Regions from separate parts of the Homo sapiens genome. Here region 2 is linked to region 1. The links are chromatin loops, found by intact Hi-C in ENCODE. Cell type or tissue: PC-9. All regions are shown on one strand. Links, peaks and the distances in the headings refer to the core of each region. The heading gives the core; the rest is flanking DNA.

Evidence for each region. A loop is a pair of places that touch in the nucleus more often than their neighbours do. Peaks named below come from ENCODE experiments on the same cell type or tissue, not always from the same donor. Only the 100,000 strongest peaks of a DNase experiment are listed, where the experiment ranks them.
Region 2: a loop joins it to region 1, with 2.4 times the contacts of the local background. A loop is called at or near these places in 7 of 110 quality-filtered maps.

The regions. Positions count from the first base shown.
Region 1 is chr3:142,841,299-142,846,869 of GRCh38, forward strand. PCOLCE2 (procollagen C-endopeptidase enhancer 2) reads right to left here. Exons shown (of 9, transcript NM_013363.4): 4 at 1,626-1,750. Among named protein-coding and RNA genes, the nearest start is that of PCOLCE2, 45 kb to the right of the region's middle. In PC-9, for the core only: CTCF peaks have their summits at 3,274 and 3,474; no DNase peak of the experiment used is centred there.
Region 2 is chr3:142,895,015-142,900,585 of GRCh38, forward strand. No RefSeq gene overlaps it. Among named protein-coding and RNA genes, the nearest start is that of PCOLCE2, 8.7 kb to the left of the region's middle. In PC-9, for the core only: no CTCF peak of the experiment used is centred there; DNase peaks (open chromatin) are centred at 1,387 and 2,187; H3K27ac peaks cover 1,105 bases.

The DNA of each region.
Region 1 (5,571 bases), core at 906-4,905:
GTGATTTCAAACACAGTGATTAAGAACTCAATTGACAGAAGCCAAAAATCACATTAAAATCAAATAAAAATCAAACTTAACATTTAAATGATCAAAGGGAAGAACAATGGAAAAGAGATGCTTAACTGTAATCTGCAAGTATAATTAAGTTGGAATTATTTGGTCAAATATATTTACAAATGTCACAGAGAAAATGATCAATATAATTTCAAGAATTACATAATGGTTTAAATGTTTCAGAAACACAATTTTTAAAATTACTTTATAAAACATTCAACAGACTTATAAAATCTTCCATTATTAAATAAATGGCCATATATTTCTTCTTAAAAATAAAACCAAGTTTTGGAATTATGATCACTGTTTATGTCTGTATATATGTGTATATGTTCAAATCACTAACTTGCATGGTATATTAGCTTAAATAATTTTCTATAAAAAAAGAAATACATGACAAATGGTATCTGTTCAAGCTATATGAAAGGTTAATTTAGAAAAGTTTTTTTAAAAACAGTATCATAATGTTTACCTCATAGTGTTTGGGTTAAAGTCTATAGTGTTTCTAATAGTAATAATTTTTATAAAGTTATCTTTAAAGGTCCACAAAGTAGATTTCATGTGTTTCTATGCTAAGTTCTTTCCTGCAATTAATATGTGAAACTGGTTCCCAGAAAGGGTAAAAAGTTGTATATGTAACCACAAATTAATAAATACTGGAAAAGTCGACCTTCTCTGTTGATTATTTCAGAACAATGAATGAAGCTTTTTGTGGGGAACCTGCACATATTTTATTTTAAATGACAACCAAAAACACCCTAAAGCAGACCAGCTTGTTCTTTGAAGAGATAATGTGGCTTGCTTTTGTTGGCTTTGTTGAGGCAAAGCATCCACACTTTTTTATTTAGTCACTAGAATAACTATTATCAGGACATGATGGGTTTGTGATGGGAGCAAATGGTAACCTGAAATGTCCATGGACCTGGGGATTTTTATCCTCCCACAGTTAGTCGCTGCTGCTTATAACATCCACTGCAGGGTTAAACAATCCTATGTGAGATCTGCTTACCATTTGTATTTTTAAAACTGTTTTGAAAATTGTCATTATATAGCAGGAAATTAAATCCATGAATTTGCAACTCAAAAAAATGCAAAGGCTAGGCCGGGCACGGTGGCTCACATCTGTAATCCCAGCATTTTGGGAGGCTAAGGCAGACGGATCTCCTGAGGCCGGGAGTTTGAGACCAGCCTGACCAACATGGAGAAACTCTGTCTCTACTAAAAAAATACAAAATTAGCCGGGCGTGGTGGCGCGTGCCTGTAATCTCAGCTACTCGTGAGGCTGAGGCAGGAGAATCGCTTGAACCCAGGAGGTGGAGGTTGCGGTGAGCTGAGATCGCACCATTGCACTCCAGACAGGGCGACAAGAGCGAAACTCTGTCTCAAAAAAAAAAAAAAATATCTGGGGTCTTCGCATGAAGAAATACCTGTGTCCAGGAACCTTCCTCTTCTTGTATCCCTTAGCTCTCGAATAGCCCCCACAACAGGAGGCTCTTGAGAGTTGGTGGGCCCCCCACACTGGGCAATTCACACATGCATGCTTTCTTCACACTTCCAGGGAATCTCACCTGATTCTTTGGGGCTACAATGTGCCACACACAAGTGACTCCTGCAGGGTAATCCCGGTCTGGCCAGTTGGGGGTTTTAAAAGAGCCGGAAGGTCTGTCAAGGAGTCCTCCACAATACTGATCCCCTTCAAGTATTAAACAAGGAAAAAAGCCCACAAGTTTATGTAGGTTACAGCAATACAACCATGTGGAGATTAGGAATGTGGGATCTTTGGTGAGAGTACAGTAAATAAAGGCAACAGCAGAAGCGCTTACATTTTCTCTTAAACATATGGTTACATACATAACCCCCCAACACACACAATGAATGATCTTTGTTACCTGACATAGCATAGCAACACGAGAGAGGGGAGAAGTGGACTCAGGGCCTCTTTTCTTTTTTTTTCCTTAGACAAGGAAGACAAAACATTTGAATATGCACTCACTCAGAAAGCTTGCAGGCTCAAAAAATCATAGAGATGTTAAGGCTCCTCAAGGCATTGGTATTTAGTAAACACCCAGGGACAAAATTTGAATTAGTTGATATAGACAGCTCTCATTACTAGAAAACTTCCCATGATATATATATAATATGTATATAATATATATATGTTTTAAGAATAAATTTTGTTTGTAAAAATAATATTTACAAATTTTCAGCAATACAGAAAGGCACAAGGAAGGAAGCAAAAATATACCCCCAAATCCCCAGTTTTAGCCACCAAAAACTCATCAAAATTAATAGGTGACAAATATCATTTCAGGCATCTGTACTCATAAGTTGCATATGTACCTGTAGGTTGGCAGAAATAATGTAAGAATTATTTTAATACGAAGTTCTAAATTTAATTTTACTTGAATGTAAATAACAAATAAAAACTGAACTGAAACTAAAATAATTATACTTCAATGGAATATTTCTTTGACACAGAATATATCCAACCATTCTTAAATCAAACTTCTAAATTTAAGATAATGTATTATAAAAATGGAGGTTGGAATAATTTCTAAATCTCCATTTAATGAAAAATTTCAAGTATATACAAAGTAAGTAGAATAATATAATGACCTCCTACATATCCATTACCCAGTTACAATAATAGTCATCATTCTATTATTCTATCTATATTGCCACCCAATCCCCACGACCTGCTTCATTGTTTTTATTATTATTATTTTACAGGTTTTGGGGAGAGAAATTCACATACTCTGAAATGCACAAATCTTAGCTGTACAAATCTGAAAAATGGATATACCTGTGTAAACCACACTCCTATGATGATATAGAATCCATTTCCCACTAAATTTGTGCATCTCTTCCCATCCTGCCAGTTCTCTACACTACTTTTCTGAAAAACTTCCCATTAGATGAGTTTAATTTTAGAGCTCCATATAAATTTGTTTACCCATTCTCCTGCTGATGGGTGGTTTCTAGTCTGGACTATTGTGAATGAAGCTGCTATGAACAGTTTTGTACACATTTGTTTGTACATGTATCTTCATTTCTCTTATATAAATACCCAGGACTGCAACTGCTGGGCCAAGAGTCGATGTAAATATTTAACTTCATAAAAAACTACTGGAACTTTTCTCCAAGTGGTTTTACACCTCTCTCGAGTATGAACACTTCGGTTGCTTTACATCTTTGCTACCACTTGGTGGTGTCAGTTTTTCTAGCCAACATGGTGGGTAAGTAATGGCATCTCACTGTAATTTTAATTTGCATTTCCCTGATGACTAATGAGAGATACTGAGTAGTTTTTCATGCACTTATTGGCCATTCATATTTTCCTCTGTGAAGTGTCCAAGTGTTTTGCCAATTTTTATACTTACTGGAATCTTTACCTTTTTATCGTTGAGTTGTATGAGTTCTTTGTATATTCTGAATACAAGTTCTTCACCAGACATTTTTGTGAATATTTTCTCCCCTTCTGTAGGCTATTTGTATTTGTAACCATGTCTTTTTATAAGTATTAGTTTTAATTTTAATGAAGTTTTGTATTTTTCCTTTTACTTTCAACCAACTTGGTCTTTGTATTTCAAGTGCTTTCTTGTAGACAACATATAGTTGGGTCTGGCTTTTCAATCCATTCTAACAATAACTGTCTTCTAATCAGAGTATTTAATAATTTACATTTAATATATTTATTGATCTTCTTGGATTTAATGTGCCATTTACTACTTTTTTCTATTTGCTTTACCTTTCTTTTATTCCATCTGTTTTTCCTTATAGCCTTCTTTGGGTTAGTTGGATAATTTTAGTATTCTATTTTAATCTTTTGGCTTTTAGTGATAACTCCTGCATTTTTAATGGGTTCTCTAGGGATTATAATATGCATGTTTAAGTTATCAAAATTTACTTAGAGTTAATATTGTACTTCACGTGTTGTATATGTATGTGCAACAGTGTAATTACATTTATGTGTCCATCCTTTGGTTGTCAAACATATTACATCATACACTATATATTCCACAACACAGTGCTAAGGTTTTTTTGTTTTGAACAGATACATGTAAAGAAATTAAGAGAAGAAAAGAAAATAACATATACCCTTTTATATTTACTATTTCCAATGACCTTCATTCCTTCTGTTACTTTCATTTTACAAGGTCATTTACCTCAACCTGAGGAATTCTCTTCAATATTTCTACCAGTGTAAGTATAAAAATGCCTTTCAGAGATTTTTAGTGTTTATCTGAAAATGTCTTCATTTTACTTACATTCTTGAAGGCTGGCTATAGAATAGAGGTTGACAGTTTTATTCCAGCGCTTTAAAAATACTGTGACAGGCCAGGGGCGGTGGCTCACACCTGTAATCCTAACACTTTGGGAGGCCGAGGTGGGCAGATCAACCTGAGGTCAGGAGTTCGAAACCAGCCTGGCCAACATGGTGAAACACCGTCTCTACTAAAAATAGAAAAATTAGCCAGGCATGGTGGCGCATGCCTGTAATCCCAGCTGCTTGAGAGGTTGAGGCACAAAAATCGCTTGAACCTGGGAGGTGGAGGTTGCAGTGGGCCGAGATAGCACCACTGCACTCCAGCCTGGTCAACAAGAGTGAAACTCAGTCTCAAAAAAAATACTATGACACTGCCTTCTGGCTTCCAGTGTTTCTGAGGAAATGGAAGCCATCATTCTTATCACTCTTCTTCTGTATGGAATTTAGTTTCATCTGATTGATTTCAAGATTTTCTCTGTCTTTAAATTTCTGTAATTTAATTATAATGTGCATGGGGGTGCTTCATTTTTATTTGTCCTGTGGAGTTTGTTGACCCTCTTGACTCTATTTTTCTTATTTTCATTATTTATTTTTTAGATGGAATCTCGCTCTGTTGCCCAGGTTGGAGGGCAGTGGCGCAATCTCGGCTCCCTGCAACCTCTGCCTGCAGGTTCAAGCGATTCTCCTGCCTCGGCCTCCCGAGTAGCTGGGATTACATGAGTGCACCACCATGCCTGGCTAATTTTTTTGTATTTTTAGCAGAGACGGGGTGTCACCATGTTGGCCAGGCTGGTCTTGAACTCCTGATCTCAGGTGATCTGCCTGCCTTGGCCTCCCAAAGTGCTGGGATTACAGGCATGAGCCACTACGCTCAGCCCCTCTTGACTCTGTGAGTTGATATTTTTCACTGTATTTGAGCAGAGTCAAGTCATAATATCTTTAAATATTTTTTCACTTTATTATCACTTTCTGGGACAAAAATTACAGATGTTAGACCACTTGATATTGTCTCACTGGTTTCTCGAGCTCTTTTTCTTCAATCTTTTTCCTCCTTTTTCTTCAGATTGAGTAATTTCTATTTAAGTTCACTGACTCTTTTTTTCTGCCATCTCCCATCTACCTGTGAGTACAATAGGTAAATTTTAAAATTTCAGATCCTGTTTCTTTTATCTCTAGAATTATTAATTTATTTTTTAATAGTTCCTGTTTCTCTTCTGAGATTCTCAATTTGTTTATTTATTATGCAC
Region 2 (5,571 bases), core at 471-4,470, 53 kb after region 1:
CCTTGGCCGGGCACGGTGGCTCACGCCTGTAATCCAGCACTTTGGGAGGCCGAGGCCAGCAGGTCAGGAGTTCGAGACCAGCCTGACCGAACACGGAGAAACTCCGTGTCTACTAAAATACAAAATTAGCCGGGCATGGCGGTGCGTGCCTGTAATCCCAGCTACTCGGGAGGCTGAGGCAGGAGAATCACTTGAACCTGGGAGGCAGAGGTTGCGGTGAGACAAGATCGTGCCATTGCACTCCAGCCTGGGCAACAAGAGTGAAACTCCGTCTGAAAGAAAGAAAGGAAAGAAAGAAAGGAAAGAAGAAAGGAAAGAAAGAAAGGAAAGAAAGGAAAGAAAGGGAAAGAAAGAAAGAGAAAGGAAGGAAGGAAGGAAAGACCATATCTATCTATCTATCTATCTATCTCCTTGACAGTAAAAAAAAAAACAACAAAAAAAAAAACAACGTGTGGGCCATTGATGGTAATGAGGACCATGGAGTAAAAGCACTACTAACAACAGGCCGGGCGCGGTGGCTCAAGCCTGTAATCTCAGCACTTTGGGAGGCCGAGGCGGGTGGATCACGAGGTCAGGAAATCGAGACCATCCTGGCTAACACGATGAAACCCCATCTCTACTAAAAGATACAAAAAACTAGCCGGGCATGATGGCGGGCGCCTGTAGTCCCAGCTACTCGGGAGGCTGAGGCAAGAGAATGGCGTGAACCAGGGAGGCGGAGTTGCAGTGAGCCGAGATCGCGCCACTGCACTCCAGCTTGGGCCACTCCAGCTTGAGACTCCGTATCAAAAAAAAAAAAAAAAAAGAAGAAGTACTACTAACAAAGATACCAAATCAAACCAAAACTTCTTGGAATTGTTTTATTATGTTGACTTTTGGGGATGAACCTTTGCCTATAAAAGTGATTTGTATCAACTGCAGGTAATAGATATCTTTTTGTTTGTTAGGTGTAATCATCTTTTTTTTTTTTTTTTTTTTTTTTTTTTTTTTGAGACCGAGTGTCTCTCTGTCGCCCAGGCTGGAGTGCAGTGGCGCGATCTCGGCTCGCTGCAAGTTCCACCTCCCGGGTTCACACTATTCTCCTGCCTCAGCCTCCTGAGTAGCTGGGACTACAGGTGCCTGCCACCACGCCCAGCTAATTTTTTGAATTTTTAGTAGAGACGGGGTTTCACCGTGTTAGCCAGGATGGTCTTGATCTCCTGACCTTGTGATCCACTCGCCTCGGCCTCCCAAAGCGCTGGGATTACAGGCGTGAGCCACCATGCCCAGCTCATCATATTTAAAGAACCTCATCCAACAGATTGACTCCTTTAGCCAGTTGGATGCTTTTGTAGCTAATTCATCTGGCTTTCTCACCAGGACTCAATGTTACTCATAACCATGAGTCATGCTAAGATGGTAGTTGTCTGCAAGGCAGGCAATGAAATAGGGCCATCGGGGAAGTGCTGGGATGTTAAAAATGAGGAGAATGCCACCAAGAGTGGCTGCCTAACAAGGGGCCAGGAGTCTGGAGCAAGAAATATCAAAAACACCAGAGGATATCAGCCCAGATCCCTTTTATCCCAGACTGCCTTGGGGTCCCTGTGCTCTCCTCACTCACTGATTCTCAAAGCTTGGGGCAAGAGCTTGGCATCAGCGCCTGAACCCTAACCCACGCCAAGAAATGAAACTGACGCTCTCTCCAGTTTTGCTCTATGGTCTTCCGTCATCATTAAACCATCTCTTCTTTTTGTTTTCAAGTAAAAATTTCCTTAAGTATAAAGGAAATACCTGCTCCTTATATAAAATCTGGAAACTATTTAAAAAAGAGAAAAAAGAAAATGACCCTTAACTTTGCCACCCAAAGACAGTACTAGTGCCACTTTAGTCCCCTTTCTTTCCAATGTCTCTTCTATGATAAAAGTATTATCCAGGGATTTGAAGAGTTTATTTTAGTTCTAAGTTCTTCTGGGTCTTTGCTTTTGGAAAAGCCACCAATTAAAACAATCAATAATAATGATTTTAGTGTCAACATTACCGTAATAAGACACTGGCTTAGAATGAGAGGAATGATAGTGGATCTTTTTCTATCTTAGCTCCATTCACAAATAACTTCCTGTTTACTCATTGGTCTTCTAAAGTGCCATTTGGAGAATACCATTCTAATCATAGGCAGAGATAACAATCTACCTCAATTCAAATTGCTGTTTATTTGTTCCTCAAGGAAAAGGTTTACATTCATTACTCACTAAACAACTGAACTGGTTTGTTGTGTGTTACAAGATTGCTTAAGGGTTGTACTTCTGAAAAAGTAAGCTAACTACCTAACAGGCATTATCCAAATAAATGTTACATGCAAACAAAGTCTTTAGAACTATGAGACTGTGTAATTTATAGATTCTTTAAAGTTCTGAGTGTAACAGAGAACTAACTGCAAAATTTACATATATACACATACACCTGTGTATATTTACATGTTTGTATATATACACATGTATACACATGATCATGGCTATGAACACAGTCCTAAAACCATTATATTAATAAAACTAGTTTAATGTATGTGCCTTGAGTCTTGTCCTCAAATTCTGAAAACATTTTAAGTCCTATAAACGCTTTTAAAATAAACCCAACATAAGCTTTATTTTCCTAAGAAATAAGTAGAACCCTGAATATGTATTTTTTTTCCTGCTAAGATAGTTGCAAAAGATCTATATGGGAAAGCATCATTCTAAGTAAATTCTAAGTGAAGCCAAAATGCTTGAATATCAAAGTATATTTATTTTGGGTATTAAATGGTTATTAATTTTTAAAAACAGCAAGAGACTTACCCATTTGATTGAATTTGATAGGATTATAGCTCATCATCGAGACTAGAGCTTTTTCTCAGAGACACTGGAATTGATGCTTCTTAACAGGGACATATTTGCCAGATGCTAATGACAGGAGTATCCTGGCCCGCTGTGTAGGACTAATTGTACAAATAGGAAGTTGGAGCAACAGAAGCACTGTCTCTGCCTGGAGCTGGCAGTTGTCTCTGTTTTCTCAATTGGTAATGTTTCCATTGGCAGTATCTAGAGAATTTTTTGTTTGTTTCATTTTCCTTTTACCTTGGAGGTATATTTAGGTGTTGTTTATATGTACTGGGTATTCTGAGCAAAATAACAGGCATATAAATATATGTATAATGTACACATACACATTACTTCCCACGTATTAGCTTTTATGCATATTAGATATGGATACATGTATAAATGTGTGTATGCATCTGTGTGTGCATCTGTGCCTCTCCCAGACAATGCTGGAGACACACGCAAATTTTCACTCTTTGAAACTCCTTTCTCTAAATTCCAGACTGACCACCCTTTTCTCCCTACATATTTCCTTCTAATGCTATGGCTTTTTTTTTTTTTAACATTCACTGAGACTTCTTTAGATTTTTAAGTCCCAGCTAATCCAAAAATCATTCCTTTTCCCTCCCTCTCTCTGCTCCTCCCTCCCTCCCTTTCTTCCACAAGTTATCAAGAGCCTACTCTATGCCAAGTGCTGCACTAGGCACTGTAGATAACAGTGTTGGTTAGAAGAGACCTGGTTCTTGCCCTTACTGTTGAGAATGCTCTTTAAGGTTATTTCTTCAATTAGTCTCATTCATTTTGTATTGTGTTGATTTGGGTCTTCTGAAAAGCAGACACCAGTACAGAATTTGATTCTGCAAGAGATCAATGTGCAAGAGACGTATCAGGGGAAAGGTCTATGGAGGACAAAGGGAAGAAGAACCGTGAGTAGGTGGAGCCTGGAACTGCAATGCAGGTCTGACACCTGTGAGAGGAGTTAGGGAAAGAAGGGGGTTTGGGCTGGAAGTGCTTCAGATCATAGTGCAGCCCTGAGTAAAATATTGGCCAGGGCAATGAGGAGCTCTAGCAAAGATGGCCTGCTAGAGGAGACCTGTGTTGTGGAGGAGCCACCTGGCTCTGGTACCCCTGCCTTGTTCAGTCATTGGCTGGGCAGCCTGGCTAGAGTATGGCTTGGCATGTGTGATGCAGCAGATCCCAAGAGTGTGGCAGATGGAGGCTGCCAACTAATGACAGTCCTTTGGCAGATTCTGTCTTGGAGGAGATCTATGTGGTACACTCCCTTGGCTGTCATATGGTTGGATTTTAGGGTTTTATTCTCAGAGGCAACTTTATTTTCAAGTTCTCGGTATAGGTGGAAGTAGAGTGGGAGGGCTGCCCGCATGTAAAGACTACAGCTATCAAGAATTGAACTTTGTGACACTCACACAAGATTATGCTTGAGTGCTTACTGGTTTTATGAGGGAGGTCACTACATTGTGTTATTTCAATACTATATTGAAAGTGTATGTGGGATGTTATGGTCCTTCCTGGTATCACAAATATAGGGATATCTTTGGACTGCATTTCTCCTTTTCTTAAAACAAAACAAAACAAAACCCCTTACACTATTATTAACAACAAAAGACTTGTAGCAGAGGAAAATAAAGATCAAGTGTCTTAGTCTGTTTGGGCTGCTATAACAAAAATACCATATATTGAGTGTCTTAGGGACAATACACATCTCCCTCACAGTTCTAGAGGCTGGGAAGTTCCAGATCAAGGTGCTGGCAGATTCTGTGCCTGGTGAGGGCCTGTTCCTCACAGACAGCCCCTTCTCACCGAGTCCTCACATGGTGGAACAGGCAAGGCAGCTCTCTGGGGCCCCTATTTATTATTATGTTTTTGAGACAGGGTCTCACTTTGTCACCCAGCCAGGAGCACAGTGTTGTGAACATTGCTCACTGCAGCCTCAACCTCCCAGGCCCATGCAATCCTCCCACCACAGCCCCACAAGTAGTTAGCTAGGAATACAGGCACACACCACTACTCCTGGCAATTTTTTTTTTTTTGTATTTTTTGTAGAGACAGGGTTTTGCCATGTTGCCCAGGGTGGTCTCAAACTCCTGAGCTAAAGTGATCCCCCTGCCTTGGCCTCCCAAACTGCTGAAATTACAGGCATGAGCCACTGTGCCTGGCCTGGGGCTTCTTTTATAAGGACATGAATTCTATTCATGAGGGCTCCACCCTCATTCCCTAATCACCGAAAGGACCCACCTCCTGATACCCTGAGGATTAGGATTTTCACATGTGAATTTTGGGGGGACATAAACATTCAGACTGCAGCACCAAGCAGGAAAAAATGAATTTAAAAAGAGAAACTACAAAACCATGTGATTATCTCCAGAGTAATTACCCAACTGCACTTGACTGAACCCTTCCTCCAAGTTGTCATCTCATCAAAGATAGTTCTTGCAGATCTGAAAACTTAAGTAGTTCAAAGTATCTTAACCAGAAACATACCAGGTAAATAACTCTCTATCTTCCAAATTATTACTACCAAACAAATTTTGTAATAGCAAAACCAACAATTAACTGAACTTTTCAGGGCATAAGGAAAATAAAGGAATCATTAAATGTTCAAGTGGGTAGTTATTTCAGATGAAGATCTGGTAGTTGGACTTTTTTTTTTTAATCTCTGCAAAAAAGCACTACAGTAACAAAATAAACTTTTTCTTGGCTTCCAAAAGAGGAACTATGA